Linked DNA regions of Mus musculus: region 1 is linked to region 2. A link is a loop called in an ENCODE intact Hi-C map of the cell type or tissue named here. Cell type or tissue: gastrocnemius. All regions are shown on one strand. Each heading gives the region's core, and the rest is flanking DNA. Links, peaks and the distances in the headings are about the cores only.

Region 1 (8,000 bases), core at 1-8,000, 180 kb before region 2:
TGCTCTCTCTCCTCCTCTCTTTTTTCTCCCCACTCCTCACGATTCTGTTTTGGGATAGTCTCGCTTTACAGCCTAGGTAGACTAGACTGGCCTTGAACTTGTGGGGATTCTCCTGCTGCTGCCTTTTAAGCCCTAGAGTTACAAGTAGGAGCCACCATTTATGACAGAGCCTCTTTTGGGGGGTTACTAATGTCATGCATGAGGAGTCCTCTCTCATGAGCAAATCACCTCCCAACATCACAGCATTGAAATAACTAAATAAATAAATGCCCGTGGTCACACTTTAAAAAAGATAAACTAGTTTTCCTAAGCTAGTGTGTCTCTCCCAGAAAAAGGGTATAGCTGCCTATAGTGGTGCACACCTTTAATTCCAGTATTTGGGGGGCAGAGGCAGGGGGGGTCTCCATGGGTGAGCTCCAGCACAGCTAGGACTATATGGTAAGACCTCATCTAAATCACAGAAGCCTGAGGAATGCAGAGGTGGGGAGGGCCAGGCACAGCAGTTGGTTATCCTGCATCAGATGGTCAGCCCTGAAAACATACATGAGTAATAGTGTGTAGACTGAGCAGGCTATGGTTGGGAATATATATACATATACCTACACACATACGCCTGTAAACGACAATTGAAAATGAGATCACAAACTTGAGTTAGAGCAGGGAGGAGTTTATGGGAGAAGTTAGAGTGTTTCTCAACCTGTGGGTCAAGACCCCCATAATAATTATAATAGTTATGAAATAGCGACAAAATGATTTTATGGTTGGGGGCCAGCACAATGTGAAGGACTGTATTAAACGGTCATAGCATTAGGAAGGTTGAGAACCACTGCTCTAAGAGGAGGAAAAGGTGGGAGAAATGATGTCATATTATAACCTCAAAAATAAAAGAAAGAAATTATTTTGGATTTTTGAGACAGGGTTTCTCTGTGTAGCCCTGGCAGTGCTGGAACTCACTCTGTAGACCAGGCTGGTCTTGAACTCACAGAGATCCATCTGCCTCGGCTTCTATAGTGCTAGGATTAAATTCATGCCAGAAAAACAATTTTTTTTTTTTAAAGAGCTAAAAGGTTGTCTTAGTTCAAAGTCAGGTTTCTCAATGAGTACCATTTAGGAATAAAAAGAAACACAAACATTTCACCTCCAATACCCACTCCTTCTCCCGGAACAGGCGAGAGGGGGCTGGTGCCCAGGCCTGGGCAAGAAGAGTCAGGGCACCTACAGGTTCAGGCTTGAAGTTCATTTATTGATGTGTTGGACACAATAAAACCACCACTGCTGAAAACAAACAAACAAACAAACAAACCACCAGTGATGTTTTGCCAAAGACCACAGTAGAAACTCAGTAGTGCCTGAAGGAATGAGGGTCTTGGAGGCCATCTTGGATTTAGTTTTGCTGGAGTTTCAATTATCACGAAACTGTGAATTTAAGTTTAATGAGGAAGCCTCCATCAATAGGTTATATAAGAGATACAACTTAAGCAATGAGCATTTGCCACAGTAGGGGGTATGAGGAAACACACATACATTTTATTATTTTTTTGGAGGTGAGTGTATTATAGTTATTTTAAAACATAAAATTTATTTACCTCGAAGTATATATCAAGTCTTTTTTTTTTTTTTTTCTTTTTTTTGGTTTTTCGAGACAGGGTTTCTGTGTAGCCCTGGCTGTCCTGGAACTCACTCTGTAGATCAGGCTGGCCTCGAACTCAGAATTCTGCCAGCCTCTGCCTCCCAAGTGCTGGGATTAAAGGCCTGCACCACCACCGCTCAGCTATATCAAGTCTTTTAAGCATTTTTAAAAAATTATTTCAAAATTTTCTGTGTAAAGGTATTTTGCCTGCATTATGTGTGTGTGTGCCAAGTAAGTGTCTGGTACCCACAGAGGCCAGAAGATGGCATCAGATGCCCTGGAACTGGAATTAGAGACAATTGTGAGTTGCCGTGTGGGTGTCGGGAGTCGAACCTGGATCCTTTTGCAGATCAACAAGTGCTCTTAAATGTGGAGCCATCTCCAACCCACATACAGTCGGCCCTGAAGTGACGTTAAAATGCATCCACCATGTTATCCAGCCACGGCATTGCTCCTAATGGAAATCCTGATACCCTTTTAACTTCTGTTTCCTCTGTTGTGTCTCGGGAGGTTTGATTGATGTCTCTCCTTATGGAAGCTGAGGCTGATAAAGATGTCACAGGGAAGCTTTTGCCTCCTCCCACCCACGCCTCCTTTGGCGACCATTCTCACTTTGGTAACCCAGGCTGGCCTGGCACCATCCGTATATCCCAGGCTGGCCATGACTTTGTGATCATTCTGCCTTAGCCACCCAAGTGCCGGGATGACAGGCCACCCCACTGTGCCTGGCTTCCTATCTTTAACTGGAAAACTGCTGACAACAGTTCTGAGTGGAAGTTGCTGGTGGTGCCGCTGAGGTCAGTAAGTGTCCAGGAGTCTCGTGGGCGAGTAAGCTCTGATACCAGAGTTGTTGTGGGCGAGCAAGCTCTGACATCAGAGTTGGCTTGCCAGCTTCTCTTCTGTGGCTTGTATTTTTCTGCTGTGCTGGAGTGTGAACCCAGGGCCTGGCCCATGCCTTCTACCACCGAGTTACTCTATATCCCAGCCTCGTACGTTGTTTACCACGCTTCAAAAGGTCTCTGTTCTCTATGCTTGAGCATAATCTGGTCAGTACCAGGTCGATTCTGGGCTTTAAGAGAAGGGAGGGAGAGAGGGAGGGAGGAAAATGAAGCTCATCTGACATAATAGTCACCCCCCCACCCCGTCACTCACTCATTGATACACTTCAATATGTGGGATTATTTTATACACGAGGGAAGCAGAGCCTCAAAAACACAAACTGTAGGATATGAACATGCGCACAGCTCCTATCTAGAGTCTAGGCCTCCTCTTATACCCTGATGAGGCAGCTGGCTTTTGAACTTCTGAGTGATTCTCCTGTTTCTGCCTCCCATCTTTCCCGTAGAGTGCTGAGATTCCAGATGTGCACCTCTGCGCGCGCGCGCGCGCGCGCGAGAGAGAGAGAGAGAGAGAGAGAGAGAGAGAGAGAGAGAGAGTGTGTGTGTGTGTGTGTGTGTGTGTGTGTGTGTGTGTGTGTGCATGTACACACATGTAAGCGTGCGAGAGCATGTTCAGAGTATTATGTCAACTTCATTGGCCCTCAAAGAGATTAACTGACCCAAGGGCAGGCAGCTTCAAGTGGCAAAGTCGGGATTTGACCTAAAACAGCCTGGCCTTGGGCCCTGTGTTTCTCATCTCCCACACGCCAATCGTTCCTAGGTGGCAGAGAAATTGGAGATGCTGAAGAAACAGTATGATGAGAAGCTGGCACAGAAGGAGGAGCTTCGAAAGAAATCGGAGGAGATGGAGCTGAAGCTGGAGCGAGCAGGAATGTTGGTGTCTGGGCTAGCTGGTGAAAAGGCACGATGGGAAGAGACTGTGCAGGTGAGATGGGTGGTCCCACGCCACTCAGGAGGTCCATCTCCGTGTCCACGGAGAGAGAGTAGGAAAACAAGAGCACATTGGCTGTAGGGAATCGAGAGTAGAAATCCCTCCCCTTCTCACGTTTGATGAGAGTATACAGGGAATGGCATCCTGAACACATGGTGAGTTCCATGCAGGAACTAGAAGGCACACAAGACCTCTTAGTTAACAGCTTGTCTTCCTGAGAGATAACAGACTGGGGTCATCTTGTCTCTATTTCACAGAATTCCTGGCTCCCTGCAAGGGGTAGATCTTATCAGTGGATAATTAGCATACACATGGCTGTCCGGGACCAGGACTCCAGAGTGATTGAGTTCTCAGCCTGAAGGGATTTAGAAAAGGGAGACTAGCTTTGATCTAGACCAGAATCAAAGGAGCAAAGGAGACTGTCTTTCAAAACACTCTAGCTTATCTCCAAAGGTCTGAAGCCCCAGGCGCTTATACCTCCCTCTGTACACCAGGGCCTGGAGGAGGATCTGGGTTACCTGGTGGGCGACTGTCTGATTGCAGCTGCGTTCTTGTCCTACATGGGACCCTTTCTGACCAATTACCGGGATGAGATTATCAATCAAATCTGGATCAGGAAGGTGAGAAGGGCCCAGGGGTTACAGGGAAGCACTTGGGGTGTGCAGGCAAGAGACAGAGCTGCTGAATTCCGGCTGAATTTTGGGGTTCTTCTCTCCTCAGATCAGGGAGCTTCAGGTTCCCTGTTCACCTCGCTTTGCCATTGATAACTTCCTGACCAATCCCACCAAAGTCCGGGACTGGAACATCCAGGGGTTGCCCTCAGATGCCTTCTCCACAGAGAATGGCATCATCGTCACCAGGGGCAACAGGTGAGAGCCTTGTAGGGGAGGGAGAGGCAGGGGAGGAGCAGAACCTGTCTGCTGACAGGGGCTTCCTCTTTCAGGTGGGCCCTCATGATCGATCCTCAGGGCCAAGCCCTCAAGTGGATTAAGAACATGGAAGGAAACCAGGTATTAGGCTGGGCTGCCCCAGGAGAGTCCCAGGCCTAGTCTTTTCTCAAGGTCCTGCCCTTGGCTTGTGTGGTCCTCCCTGTTGCTCTCATCCATCTGTCCATCAGTCCATCCATCCATCCATCCATCTATCCCTTGCTCTCTAGGGCCTTAAAATCATCGACCTGCAGATGCATGACTACCTTCGAGTTCTAGAACATGCCATCCAGTTTGGATTTCCAGTGCTACTCCAGAATGTGCAGGAGTATCTGGACCCCACGCTCAACCCAGTGCTCAACAAATCTGTAGCTCGAATTGGTCAGAGCCTAGGCTTATTGTGGGCAGGTCCTAGAGACACTAGGGTGGGAAGTGGGGGCTCTTTCGGGCTGCATCCCATGAATTAGGCGTCAGTGAAGCAGGCTGAGTCACATCTCGGGCCTAGGTATAAGAAGGGGGGTGGGGCAGCCTTACTGGATCACAGAAGACTCTCGTCCTTGACCCTCCCGCTGACGCAGGTGGTCGGATGCTGATTCGAATTGGTGACAAGGAGGTGGAATACAATCCCAATTTCCGTTTCTACCTCACCACCAAGCTCTCCAATCCCCACTATAATCCAGAGACTTCGGCTAAGACCACCATTGTCAACTTCGCTGTAAAGGAGCAGGTAGATTTGGGCTGAAGCCGGGAAGGCTGGAGAGGCCGTAAGAAACACGCACACACAAAAAGACCAAACTTGAGCTGGGTGATGGAGGACGAGGTCTTAGGAAATCTAAACGTGTGGCAGGGGAAGATGCCATCGGCAAGGGACCCTGGCCCTGAGTCTTGACCTCCTCAGGGCCTGGAAGCCCAGCTGCTGGGCATTGTGGTTCGGAAGGAGCGACCAGAGCTGGAGGAGCAGAAGGACTCTCTGGTCATCAACATCGCTGCAGGAAAGAGAAAGCTCAAAGAACTAGAGGATGAGATCCTGCGGTGAGAATATCATCCCCAGCCCCCACCCAAGCCCACCCACCTTGTCTGTTCCCAATGGGCATCCAACCAGCACCCTGGGGAGCCAAGAGGAATCCTTTCCTTCCAGTTGAACCTCCCTCTCGACTTCCCCCTAGCTTGTTGAATGAGGCCACAGGCTCTCTGCTTGATGACGTGCAGCTGGTGAATACCCTCCAGACATCCAAGATAACGGCCACCGAGGTGACCGAGCAACTGGAGACCAGTGAGACCACAGAGATCAACATTGACTTGGCCCGAGAGGTGAACCCCTGCACCCTCCAGTCCCGTCCCTGACCAGAGCCACCAAGAAGTAACTTAGATCGTGTTCACTTGCGACCCCTCCCTCCCCGAGCTCTTGGGTTTGCCTGCCTGCCCCTCTGTAGTAGCCCTGACTCTTTTTGACCCCTACAGGCTTACCGTCCGTGTGCCCAGCGGGCCTCGGTGCTGTTCTTTGTGCTCAATGACATGGGCCGCATTGACCCCATGTACCAGTTCTCCCTGGACGCCTACATCGGCCTCTTTATCCTCAGCATTGACAAGAGCCACCGCAGCAATAAGCTGGAGGACCGCATCGAGTACCTGAATGACTACCACACCTATGCTGTCTACAGGTCTGGTGACCCTGCACGAAGCCCTTCAGCGGTGGTGTGAGATACAAATCTGGGGGCCAAGGGGTTGGAAAAGAGCCGGCTGGGTAAATTCCTTGCTGTGGACACACGAAGGCTTGACTTCAGAGCCCAGGCACCTACATCAGAAACTGGGTACAAGCTGGGTAGTGCTGCATGCCTTTAATCCCAGCACTCGGGAGGCAGAGGCAGGTGGATCTTTATGAGTTTCAAGACCAATCTGGTATACAGAGCAAGTTCCAGGACAGCCAAGGTTACATAGAGAAACCCTGTCTCACCGCATCCCTCCCCTCAAAAAACCTAACAACCAACCAACCAACCAACCAGCCAACAAAAGCTGGGTACTGTGTGGTATTCCTGTAATCCCAGTGCTGGGGCGATAAGACAGGTGCTACGCCATTCCAGACGGCCGGTCCAGCTGAATTGATGAGCTCTAGGCTCAGTGAGAGATCCTGCCTCAAAAAACAAAGTGGGGAGAGCAACTGAGGAAAGTTAAATAACCCTGTTTCTCCACATGCACTGTGCATCCATGCACACCCACTACCACACATGAACACACACATAGATCTATACACAGTAGATACATAGACACACACACACACCTGATATCTGCCCCCAGGTTGGGATTCAGGAAGTCTCTGGTAGGCTCTGTGATTTTTTGTTGTTGTTGTTGTTTTGTTTTTTTGTTTTTCGAGACAGGGTTTCTCTGTGTAGCCCTGGCTGTCCTGGAACTCACTTTGTAGACCAGGCTGGCCTCAAACTCAGAAATCTGCCTGCCTCTGCCTCCCAAGTGCTGGGATTAAAGGCTTGTGCCACCACGGCCCGGCTGGGCTCTGTGATTCTTTAATCAGCTTCCAAGGAGCTGTCGATCCTGGTCTATTTCATCTTTCATTGAATTTTTAAAACTTACATTCATTTACTAATTCTCTGTGGAAGGCGGCATGCACATGTATGGCACAGCCAGCCTGTGAAGATCAGTGGTCAGATGACAGGAGGCCGTTCTCTCTTCCCAGCCTGTGGGCTCTAGGGGATCAAACCCAGGTCCCCCCAGGCTTGGCAGCAGGCTCCTTTAGCTGCCGACCACCATGGCAGCCTGTGGATCACATTTTGGACAGCGGAGTACTTCTCTTCCTGGACTCCTCTACAGACCCATCAAGTCCAGCTTGTTTCAGGTCGAGGGTGGACTTGTGTTCCACCCTCTTTTACCAGGGTCCTCATCTTTGAATGGCACAGCTGCCAACCCACGTCACACCCATGCCAGCAACTTGAAGTTGCTCTAATTGACCAGCTCAAGGCAGTTGCTGGGTTCTTCTTATAGGTATTTCTGATCCCGTCCCCCTCCCTGCCCCGCCTACCAGGGCTGGACCTTAGTGCATATTTTCACAGAAACTGCACAGCATCTCTCCCCCCTCCCGCCCCCAGTAGATTACCCTGCCCCTGTGTCCCTCCTAGTCTGTTCTCCAGTTGTGGGTGTCTGTCAGACTACCAGGCATGAAAATGACCCTGTTGCTCCTGGCTTAACCTCTTTAGTGGTTGTCATATCTTGAGGGATCCCGAAAGGCCTCTGTGACCTGGCCTCCCCCTGCCTCAGTTTGTCACCAGCTGTGTGGGCAGCACTGCTAACTCTCACCCCGTGTGTGCCCTTTCCCCCTGGGCATTCCTTGCCCTTTCCTCCTGGGCTTTCCTTGCACTGCGAGTCTTCCCTGGAACACTCAGCTGTGCCTCTCATGTCACCGGATAATCCCTACACACCTCAAGACACCTGCTCTCAGGATCAGACACAGCTGGGCACCATGCCTTTCAGTTCCCTAGACACCACTTTGAGCTCATCATGACGGCCTCTGGGTCCCTATGTCAGAGCACGCTGCCTCCCTGCTGAGCTGTGATTTCCTCACGGACCTAGACCATAGCTTACTTATCTGTGTCTTCAGGGCTACA
Region 2 (11,335 bases), core at 1,897-9,896:
GAAATGCAAAGCAAAAGAAACAAACTAAGTATATAATCTCTAGGTGGTGGTTTTCTGTAATTGATAAAGTGACCATCTTTGGGACGAATCTTACTGTTCCGAGGCTGTGTTTGGGCCAGTCTGAGTTACAGCTGCCGATCTGACAGCGCTACAGTATCAGCGAACGCAATATGTCTGAATCCAGATATCAGAGGAACTTAGGCAGACTTGGAAAAGCATGGGAAAGAGAAAGTGTGTGGTGTGTGTATCAAAGATGCGTTACTCAGTCATTGGGAAATAGGCCAGGCATAGACACTTGTCTTGAATCCCAGAACTCCCTAGGCCGGTGCAGGAGGGTCATACATTTGAGACTAGCCTAGGCTACATAGTGAGTTACAGACCAGACTTGTCTAGACCTAAAGACTGTCTCAACAACAACCTCTCCTCAAATGACATGTGTTGGTGAGATCATAAAGTTTTATGATTAAATTTTGGTTATTTGTGTGTGCCATAGTGTGTGTGTGTGTGTGTGTGTGTGTGTGTGTATGTGTGTATGTGTGTGTGAGTGTGTGTATGTGTACCATAGTGTGTGTATGTGTGTGTGTATGTATGTGTGTGTGAGTGTGTGTGTACCATAGTGTGTGTATGTGTGTGTGTATGTATGTGTGTATGTGTGTGTGAGTGTGTGTGTGTACCATAGTGTGTGTATGTGTGTGTGTGTACCATAGTGTGTGTATGTGTGTGAGTGTGTGTGTACCATAGTGTGTGTATGTGTGTGTGTGTATATGTGTGTGTATGTGTGTGTGTGTATGTGTGTGTGTGTGTATGTGTGTGTGTATGTGTGTGTGTGTGTATGTGTGTGTGTATGTGTGTGTGTATGTGTGTGTGTGTGTGTGAGTGTGTGTGTGTGTGTGTGTGGTGTAGGTTAGAGGACAGCTCATGGGAGATGGATCTTTCTGTCCAATCCACCACTTGGGGTCCAAGAACCTACCTCAGTTCCTGAGGCTTGCCGGCAAGTGACAGCAGACACCTTTACACACTGAGCCAGCACTGCAGCCCATACGCTTTAAAGTCAGGAATACCAACGGGAATCCTTGTTGCTCCACCAACTTCAAGGTGCTCTGCATAAAACATGTTCAATAAGTTTGTTTTTGAAGGAATTTCCCTCTCCCTGGTATATTGATTTGAAGAAACGTTGAAAGTCAGAGGGTAAACATGGTGAGAAACTTCTCCTTGAATTGTCTGAGGCTCCATAATCGCTTATTCTAATAAAGAACCGCAAAGTCCCTCTGACTGGGGTCCAAGGTCATATGCACATGAGTAGCTGAAGTAGTCAAGGGATGGAGGTGACATTTCCTTAGCATAGAAACGTGTGCGATGTCTCTGAGACTTGCTGCTGAGTCCTAGTGGGCTGGGTTCAGCTCAGAGGGTGTGGGAACATGACAGGGACTAACATTCAGCTGGAGTGTGCAATGTCTGGACAGATCTGTCTTGAAATGGCTCTGTCTCCCTTGCAGGGAGTTCTAGGGTTGGACATCTTGACTGGAGAGGCATCCCTAGCCTTGGGGAGCCATCCCTAGCCTTGGGGAGGCATCTCTAGCCTTGTGTGTATACAGTGTGGAGTACTTGGTGGGTAAAAGGGACTAGCCCTTTAATTAGTGCTGGCTGACAAGTGTGCTGGCTTGGACAGAGCCTCTGTGTGGAGGACAGGCTCCAGCTATGGCACCCTCTGCAATGGCCACTGGGATTTTGGAACAGAAACTCTACGTTGTTGAGACAATGATACACAGCTTGGGTGTGCATACATGAATAGGAGAGATGACATCACAGACAGAAAGGACACTCGAGGGCCATTAACCACCGAGGACTCAGAGTAAGGGACAGTAACTTGTTGTGGTTGTCATTATTATTAAATTTGGTGGGGGGGGGGCGGTTAGGCATGATGGGGCACGCCTTTAATCCTAGCACTTAGAAAGAGGCAGAGGCAGGTGAAGACTGTGAGTTCAAGGCCAGCCTGGTCTATATAGTGAGTTCCAGCATGACCAGAGCATGTCTTAAAAATAATCTTGAAAATAAAAGTTAATGTTTAGGTATTTTGCCTGGATGTGTGTCCATCCACGTGCATGCCTGGTGCCTGCAAAGACCAGACAAAGATGTCGGGAGTTACAGACAATCACAATCCACCATCTGGGTGCCAGGAACCAAGCCCTGGTCCCCTGGAAGAGCAGCAAGTATTCTTAACTACTGAGGCATCTCTACATGTCTGAAAGGATGAAGCTAAATGGTACTGAGACCATTCCTGCTTTTTGGGGGGGGGGTTAATATAAGGTCATATATATCCCAGCTTCCCCTCCAATTCATCATTCTCCTGCCTCCACCTTCCAGGTGTAGGGATTGTAGGTGAGCACACCGTGACTGGTTTATATGACGCTGAGAGTCAAACCCAAGGTTACATGAGTGCTACCAACTGAGCTGCATCCCCAGCCGCTACTGCTTACGGAATCCGACCAAAAGCCAAATAGAAGTTCTCGGATTTGAGTGGCGCTGCTCTGTAAGACAGATGGTCATGGGCTACGATCGGCCCAGATGTATGGACTCACTGTTAGTGACCAAGTAGGACTCCAGGGATGTGCCATTTGTTGTTGACAATGATTTTGAAACCAAGCCATAAACCAGCAACTTCCCTCTTGCTAAAAGCTGTCTAAGCTATTTGTCAGGTTACAGCCTCAGAGACCTTGGGAAGTGAGTGGCACCATACATCTCCATAGGGGGCAGAACTTGAGAAACAAGAACAAGCTCTCGTGGGCCCACGGTGGAGAGGCGACCTGCCAGCTGCCACACCATTGGACCGGGGCTCTGTCCAAGCTTCATCTGTCATAGCCACTGGGCACAGGTGATTCCACTTACACTCTCTGTTACTAGTAGTCAAGTGTCCTGTTCTCTGGGGTCACTTCAGTTCCTTTCTACTGACTATTTAACCAACAGGGAGATTGACCCCTGTCTCCTTGGCAGTCAACCTACATTGAAGGTCCTTCATCCTGCAAGATCCAGGGCTAAACTGTTGCTTCTTTGTACCTCAGGCAGAGAACTCTTGTTTGGGAACGATTTTCTGGATCTTGTATCTTTCCACATTGCAACACAGTCATGTGAACATCAGCCATGATTCTAATGTTCAGTGTCTCACAGAAACAGGCCTTGTGCTGATAGTCACATGACTTAGGAAAAAGACAGGCCTGGGGAATGAACTAGAATTAGCTTGTTCCTATTTTACCAATCTCTGAGAAGCCCAAACTATGGGGAGACTCTACACAGAAGTACAGAGGTCCTTACCGCTGGGCAATCAGAAATCACAGTTGTTAGCCATCAGTCATGATGTCCAACAAGCAGGACATGGATGGAGCTGCCCAGGTTAGCCCAGTTATTGCTTTAAGCCACCAAATATCAGAGTCTTATATTTCTGAGAAACAAGTAGACAGATTCCTGACATTTTCAGTTCTTGATGCTCTGGGGATCCTTCAGGGCTCACTGCTCACCCCGTGACTCTGCCGGGGCTTGGGTTGCTGTGCCTTGCAAGGTCGGCCACTCCCCACCCACTCCCCCTACTTCCAGAATGCTCACCCCCCCTTGAGTTTCTAACTTCTATTCTTCTTGACCCTAAGGGTTTATGCCTTCTAAATTTTTGTTCTCTCTTTCATTTATTCATTTATCTTTTTATATAAGGGTGTTTTGTCTGCATGTAGATATGTGTACCACATATGACCCTGGTGCTGCAGAGACCAGAGGAGGGTATTGGGTTCCCTGGGACTGGAGTCACAGACTGTTGGGAGATGCCATGTGGGTGCTGAGTCAAACCCAGAGTCTCTGGGAGAGCAGCAGCCAGTGCTCTTAACCACTGAGTCATCTCTCTGGCTCTTGGTTTATGACTTTAAAAATTCTTTTGTTGTAATCTGAGTGGGAGCGGAGAGACAATTTCATCTGGACACTCTGCTTGTTCAATCTGAAGTTTCTTCCTCTCTCTCTTTTTCTCTCCCCCCAACACCCTTATACCCCCAACAAGGTTTCACTTGTAGCTCTAGTTTACTGGGATAGCCTTGAGCTCACAGAGATCCACTTGCTTCTGCCTCCCTCTGCTGGGATTAAAGGCTTGCACCACTCCACCTGGGCTAACTTCTGTGCTAACTATTTTTGCCGAACACTCTCATCCTAGACTCTGTAAAGCCCAGAGCTGGAGTCTGAGCTCAGCATCCTCTTTGCTCTTTGAGGGGCTTCTCATTTCTCTCTCCCACCAGGCCCCCTGAAGTCTGCCACCACTCCTTGAGCAACAGGACACCCTCTACCCCACCAGTGTTTGAGCTTTTTATTCTAGTGACAGCGGCATCCCCACACACCCCGGCCATCCTTTGGCTTTTTGCTTGTCTAGTTTTCTCCTCCATTTTCAGCAGACCTGCCAGCATCCCCTTAGCCACAAGCCAAACCCTGACTGTGTCACCTCCCAGTGCCACAACGCCGAAGTCATCACTGTAGACTGCCCATTCGTCACACTTCAAGGAAGGAGTCTCTTTGGGTGTGAAGCTGATCCTGAGACCTGTGTTGGTCTCACGAATCCCTCTGTGTGTCTTGGGTCTTGCCCATCCTCTCCTTCCAGCCTGCTCTCTGAGGGCTGTGCAGTGCCCTCCCACTCAGCCATCCTGGTAGCAGAGCAGGGTTTATGTGGCTTTCTCAGTTCTTGTCACCTGGGTCACATTGGCTCCACCGTTAGCCCTATGTAACTCGGGCTAACCCATCACATTGCCTGGTGACAGAGTTAGGTTTCAGGGTGAATCCTTGACCAAGATAGACCAGTTTCTATTGTGGTGGCTCATGCATACAACTCCCTTGTGGATGTTGAGGTAAGGTTACAGAGATTTCTAGGGGAGCGTCCTGCATTGAAAGCTGAACTTTAGACGTTCGTTGAAGTCTCCAGGCAAGTAGGGCTATTTTAACTTAAGTCTGGGAGGATGAGAGGCTGGAGCCTCGCAGCCACATCTGCCACCATGAAAGGAGACTCTCCTTTGTGTGCCTCCATACCAACCTGCTAGGCAAGATGTGTCCACTAATGCAATAGTGACATGATTGTCATGGGGGTAACCACCTGTGTCCCGAGAGGATCTGAGGTCTGCCACACAAGATGGCATTCATACTTGATACTTTGGACCCGGTTCAAAGTCCGTAGCTGGAGAGGCCCTAGGCCCTCAGGGTGAATACACTACTTCTGTCTTGCTAAGTCTTGTCAAACCACCTCCTAAATATTTGTGTTTATACTCATAGGCCAGTGTTGCTCCTAGTTGTGTCAAAGAAGGCTCTCTTCTCAGTGAATGATGCTTACTGCAGATTCATGGCTGGTCAAAATGCTGAGAGTGACTGTTGAGTGCTCAGTTATCAACAGGATATCCAGATCATCCTGCCAAGGTGAGGGAACATCACAGAAGAGGAAAGTGGAAAGAAGGTATGAGCCAGAGGATGGGGAGGGAAGCTGGGAAGTGCTGTTCTGGGCGTGAGATGGCCACTGCACTCAGGAACCCATAGCCATTGCACTTGGACTACACAAGACTGGAACTGCCAGCATTCACTCACGGGTGGGGAAGGGCTCCCCCTATGGGCAGCCAATGTTGCTGCGGGGAAGGGAGTCCTTATCTTGCTTGGGTGATGAAGCCACCCACTAGTGAGGTGTGTGTACTTATGCAGGTGGCCCTGGTTAAACATACTGGGCCACAGAACAAAACTAAACACACAGTGATGGAAGGGGGGCTTGTGGGGAAGACTGGGGTAGGAGGAAGCTAAGAAAGAGAATGCGTGTGTCCGGAATGTATTATATACATGTGTGAACTTGTCAAAAAATGAATTTTAAAAAGTAAATAAAGGTAAGCCTCGTGGTCAACAAAGCCGGTTACAGGGGAAGAGTCAAACCCGATAACCCCAGAGTTGTCTACCTGGAACCAGACCGGCCTACAGTCAGGTTCCCTGCCCTACCCAGGACGCTCTTCTGCCTTCTCTAAACCCACTGTCCAGAGAATCATGTTCGAAAGTGGCTCAAGAAAGACATAAAGCAACAGTCTCTAAAACAAAACAAAAACTAACCCAACCCAAAACAAAACAAAAGAAAAATATAAATAAATAAATAACTTAAACATGGTCTACAGCTCCCCCTGGTGGACAATATTGTTTTTTTTCAGAGTCTAGATACCAGGACTCCACCCTAAGGCCTGGTAGTCTGCATACAGTACATCTAGATCAATTTAAAACATCTTTCTTGATTCAAAAGCATGCAGTTGCTGCTATTTATAGTCCTGATCACATCGCATTCCCACAATACTTTGTGGTTTGAAAGTACAATTCCAAAGAAAACATGTCGGGATTGTGCAGTTAATTGAGAATGGACTAGAACGTCAGGAATCAACTGTCATAACTATCCAAAAAGATAAAAAGATGATGGAATAGAAACGACACTGAAAATGTAAGGCCTTGGAAAATTACAGCTCAGTAACTTCACTGATGCCAGGTTTCGTACCTCTCACTTGCCTCTCGTCTCTGAAACCTATCACACGCAAATGAGCAAACAGAGACAGACAGCAATGAAACTGCAACAAAGCTGATCGTTTCCAGCAAATTCAAAACTGGAGAAGATACGTCAGGAGAAAAAAAGAAGGAAAGGGCTGTTTTCCTGTTGAGAGTCAAGTTGTCCTAGGCTCAAGGGAGGCTCCTGGGAGGCAGATGGGCCTAAGGGTCCCGGGTGGCAGAGTTTCTGAGCTGTAGGACCCTAGGAGGAAGATCTGTTATCTATGGTCTGGCCCTGTGGTCAGCCAGAGAAGGAAGCTTGCTGAAAAGCCTAAAGAGGCAGGTGCAGCCCTCTGCAAATCCCAGCTGTCACTCCAACCCAGTGGCTGCCTCTGCTGCCCTCCTGCCACCACCACCACTCTGATGTCAGCTCCCACGAGGGAAACTGAGCCCCAGAGAGAGCAGTATTGCCTTATTATGGTCTCCACAGAACCATGGGCAAAGGAACCCTGGGTACACATGGTCTCTACAGACTGCTCAAGCCTGAGGCATCAGAGCCTTACCTCTGGGGATGCCCTTGGTGGCGGATCTGCAAGAGAATGGACTCCTGCGCTATCATACAGTCCGGGCTGTACTGAGGGAAGAAGACAGCCTGCCAGTGCAGGAAGCTAAAGATGATCTGTGGACACGGTCAGGGAATCCACACCATCTCTAGAGCCTCAGCCTACACCTTCTCTCCCAAGCCTTTCAGAACCATCATCAGTCCTGGAAACCGTGGGTAAGGCAGAGCAGTCTCAGCATCCCGATTCCCCCCTGTCCATACCATTAAGGGCGGAGACTTGGATTGTAGCAAACAGCTTGTAGTAGTAAATGTGTATCATCGAAGTGTAGCAGCAGTGGAAACAGAAATGGGATTCAGTGTGTGTACCAACGCAGAGATGCGCTGGTGGGAAAGCCGGAGGACAGCAGCTCCTTTTACATAAGGTACCCAGAACAGGCAAACTGCTAGAAAACAGAGCAGTCGGATAGGATAGTAGGGAGAAGTAGCCACTGTAGACTAGGCCCAGTTTTCTTGGAGATGATATCTACAGTGACGGTGATCATGCAAAAATGTCAGTTGCTTAACTACCATTGAACTGTACATTTATAAATGGTAAAAATTGAAAAATTTATGATATATATATATATATATATATATATCCATTTGCTGAAGAAAAAGAAGCAACCAGAGAATAAAAAATTCTTGGAAATTTAGAACATAATGGCAAAAATGGAAAACTAAAGAGGAGCAGGGAATCATGAGAAGGGCTGCTTTAAAATCAGCATGACTCAGAAAGGCATCCAAGGAAAAAAACCCTGAGGACTCTATTTGGATTCATAATTATTTCCATCTTTAGTCAGTTCTATTTCCAAACAATTCTGTGGTCTCAATCTAAAAAGAAAAGAAAAGAAAAAAAATCAGGCACAAACTCAAAAGTACAGTGTTTATTCCACAATGTAAAAAAAGTCCTTGGGTTGTTGAGATGGTTCAGTGGGTAACGGTGCCTGTCACACAAGCCTGCCCTTCTGAGTTTGATTCCAGAAATGCTTGGAAAGGCAGGAGAAAACTCACTCCACCAAGATGTCCTCTGACCTCCGCATGTGTGAGCACACACATGTTAATAAAATAACTCAATATAATAATAATGATGATGATGATGAAACATCTTCTGCACCATCCCTCAATGTGAAGGCAAGCAGGGGGACCTTAACAGAAATAGGGGCGAGACCTAGGGGAGATGCCAAACGGAGGAAGAGCTTGACTGTTTTTAATTGGGGGTGGGGGTGGTGAGCGCAGTTGCTCATGGAAGCCAGAAGAAGATGGATCCCATGGTGCTGGGTTACAGGTGACTGCTAACCACCTTCTATGCGTGCTGGGAACCACTCCTGCCCTGTGCAGAATTAGAGTGTTGAGCCTACATCTCTCTAATGTTCCCTTGCACACCACCCATTTATGTTAGATATGATCTCACACATAGCCCAGGTTGGCCTGAACACACATAGCCCAGGCTGGCCTGAAAACTCACCACAATCCTCCTGCCTCAGCTTCCCAGATTATGCAATTACCATCCTGAGACACCACACCCAGCAAGAGCATGACTTCTTTTTTTTTAATGAAGCCAAATTGGAGTTATTATTTTTAGTGAAGCAGGATTGGAATTTAATAAAAATGTTTAATATACAAGTGGCTAGAATTCCATCCAGGAAGGAGCAATGAACACTATCTACCACTCCCCACAAGGTCCCAGTGGCAAACTGAGGCGTGATGCTGTCAAAAGTTTACTCTGTGGAACCAATGGGGTTTTGTGCTTCCTTACAGAGCACAGGTAAGGGGTTACTTAGAGGGGTGACCACTCCTCCTCCAATAGTCTGCGCCCGAAAATCCCTTCCTGGCATGGATGAAGACTTCCCTGCTGCTGACAGATGGAGTCTTCTCCTATACCCCACCTCCCCCATGTACGCTAGAGGCTAGAAGGCTAGAGTCTAGCCCCTTCCTGAGACCGTGTGCATTAGGGCATACAACAGGTGGTAGGGAGCAGCTGGCTGCTCAGTTGAGGGTCTCATGATCCTCCCTGTTCCTCTGTGAGGGGGTCTAAGCAGTCAGAGGTCCAGCTGGGACAATCCTTTTGCAAGGGGGCACAGCTGAAGTACTCATGTGACTCCCTGGCTCTGAGGATGGCACTCACAATAATAGGCTTAAGCGAGCCGGTTAAGAGAGAATGGAGTGCTAGAGAGATGGTTGAGCAGTTTAGAGCGCTGACTGTTCTTCCAGAGGACCCAGGTTCAATTCCTAGCACTAGCAAATCAGCTCACAATTGTCTAACTCCAGTTCTGAAGGGTCCGATGCCCTCTTCTGGCCTCTGCAGGTACGAGGCATGTAGTACAGAGATAAACATGCAGACAAAACATATAGAGACAAACAAAATAAATCTTGGTGGGCAGTGGTGATACATGTCTTTAATAGACGAATATGCAGGCAAAGCATATAAAAACGTATAAAAAATAAATTTCACTGGACAGTGGTGGTGCATGTCTTTAATCCCAACACTTGGGAGGCAGAGGCAGGAGGATTTCAGTGAATTGGAGGCCAGCCTGGTCTGGAGAATGAGTTCTAGGACAGACAGGGCTACACAGAGAAATTATGTCTTGAAAAACCAAAAAAAAACAAAAATTAAAAAAAAAAATAAAGAAAGGTCCTGAGAGTACGCGTGTGGGTTCCTAGAAGAATCTCCAAGACTCTTACTCTTTTGTTTTGTTTGCTTTTATTATTACTATTATTTTAAAGATTTATTTATTTATTTTATTTATATGAGTATACTGTCACTGTCTTCAGACACACCAGAAGAGGGCGTCAGATCCCATTACAGATGGTTGTGAGCCACCATGTGGTTGCTGGGAATTGAACTCAGGACCTCTGGAAGAGCAGTCAGTGTTCTTAACCACTGAGCCATCTCTCCAGCTACTTTTATTATTTTTAAGTGTGTGTGTGTGCGTGCTCGAGGGACAAATGTGAGTTCAGGAGCCTGTGGTGTTCAGAAGAGTGTGTCCAATTTCCTGAAGCTAGAGAGTTAAAAGTGGTTGTCAACTACCAGACATGGGTGCTGGAGACCAATCTCAGGTCCCCTACAAGAGTAGTGCATGCTCTTAACTCTAGAAAAACATGTGTCACCATGTAGAAAGCTATCCCTTGGAGAGAGGCAGAAGAGAGGTGTCAGGCACGTTGCTATTCTCCCTGCTCAGTTTGGAACTGGGGACTTCTGTGTGGTGGAAACGTCCAGCCTGTAGACGAGAGCAAGGAGCAGGGGGTGGGGGATGGGGGGGTGGGGGGGTGGGGGGGGGTGGGGAGGCTTGGAACCAGAAGTGTATCAGGGAGCTGCATCCAACGGGGATTAGGACAGGAGCAGAGATGGGGGAGGGGACAGGTCTGCCACCTCAGGTCAGGGACCAAATAAGGTTAGTACAGGCACTGGCTCCATCCCGACTGTGCTCAGATGGGAAAAGCAATGGGAAGATAAAGGAAGGTCCCGTGGAAGACGCGCGTGTCTGTCTACTCCAAAGACACATCTCCTTTGGAGGAGACAGGGCCTCCAGTAATTCTTAAGCTGTCCTTTGTCCCCCTGCCCATGGGGAGAAGAGAAAAAGAGACTGGTCACAGGAATAAAGCGTCGACACATCAGAGACATCTGGTGTGCCGTGTACATTTATAGCTCGGCTCCACAAACACGAATCAGAAGGACGCAGTGGGTCGTGGGGTGAGGGGCAGTGGTGTGGGGAGGCAGCCAGAAACCACATGGCTGAGTCTTAACTGCTACTGCTGCATGTTTGAAAACTTAATGCAGTGACTAAGAGAGGCATTTAATCTCTGGAGCTCCGGGGCCAGCATGATAGTTCAGAGGGTTAACGCACTTGCTTCCAAGTCTGAGGACATGAGGTAGAGCCCCAAGACCCACACATGGCAGGAGGAGAAAACTGACTCTTGCAAGTTGTCCTCTGATTTCCACTGCATACAACTACAAACATACACAGAAAAAAAAATCTGTAAAAAAAAAATAGATCTTTCTAAAATTCTAGAGCTATCTGGGTATGGTAGCTTATGCCTATAATCCTCAATACTTGGGCAGCTGAGGCAGGAGAATTGAAAGTTTGAGACTACTTTGGGATATAATGAATTTTAGTCCATCCAGGGCTACAGTGTGAGACCTACTCTCAAATCTTAAAGACTAAAACAACTATTAAAAGAATAAAATAAGGTCTAGAGTGATGGCTCAGTGGTTAAGAACAC

Evidence for each region. Peaks named below come from ENCODE experiments on the same cell type or tissue, not always from the same donor. Only the 100,000 strongest peaks of a DNase experiment are listed, where the experiment ranks them.
Region 1: it touches region 2 in a loop (2.4-fold over the local background); 10 of 42 quality-filtered maps call a loop at or near these places.

What each region holds. Positions count from the first base shown.
Region 1 is chr11:69,433,251-69,441,250 of GRCm38, reverse strand. Dnah2 (dynein, axonemal, heavy chain 2) reads left to right here. Exons shown (of 86, transcript NM_001081330.1): 64 at 3,290-3,454; 65 at 3,955-4,080; 66 at 4,181-4,329; 67 at 4,404-4,470; 68 at 4,617-4,767; 69 at 4,965-5,113; 70 at 5,285-5,418; 71 at 5,553-5,697; 72 at 5,848-6,047. Among named protein-coding and RNA genes, the nearest start is that of Kdm6b, 21 kb to the right of the region's middle. In gastrocnemius, for the core only: no CTCF peak of the experiment used is centred there; no DNase peak of the experiment used is centred there.
Region 2 is chr11:69,252,810-69,264,144 of GRCm38, reverse strand. Gm40039 (a long non-coding RNA gene) reads left to right here and starts at 2,065. Exons shown (of 4, transcript XR_879967.2): 1 at 2,065-2,263; 2 at 2,365-2,872; 3 at 5,287-5,427. In gastrocnemius, for the core only: CTCF peaks have their summits at 5,613 and 6,173 (motif pointing left); a DNase peak (open chromatin) is centred at 5,618; H3K4me3 peaks cover 318 bases; H3K27ac peaks cover 446 bases.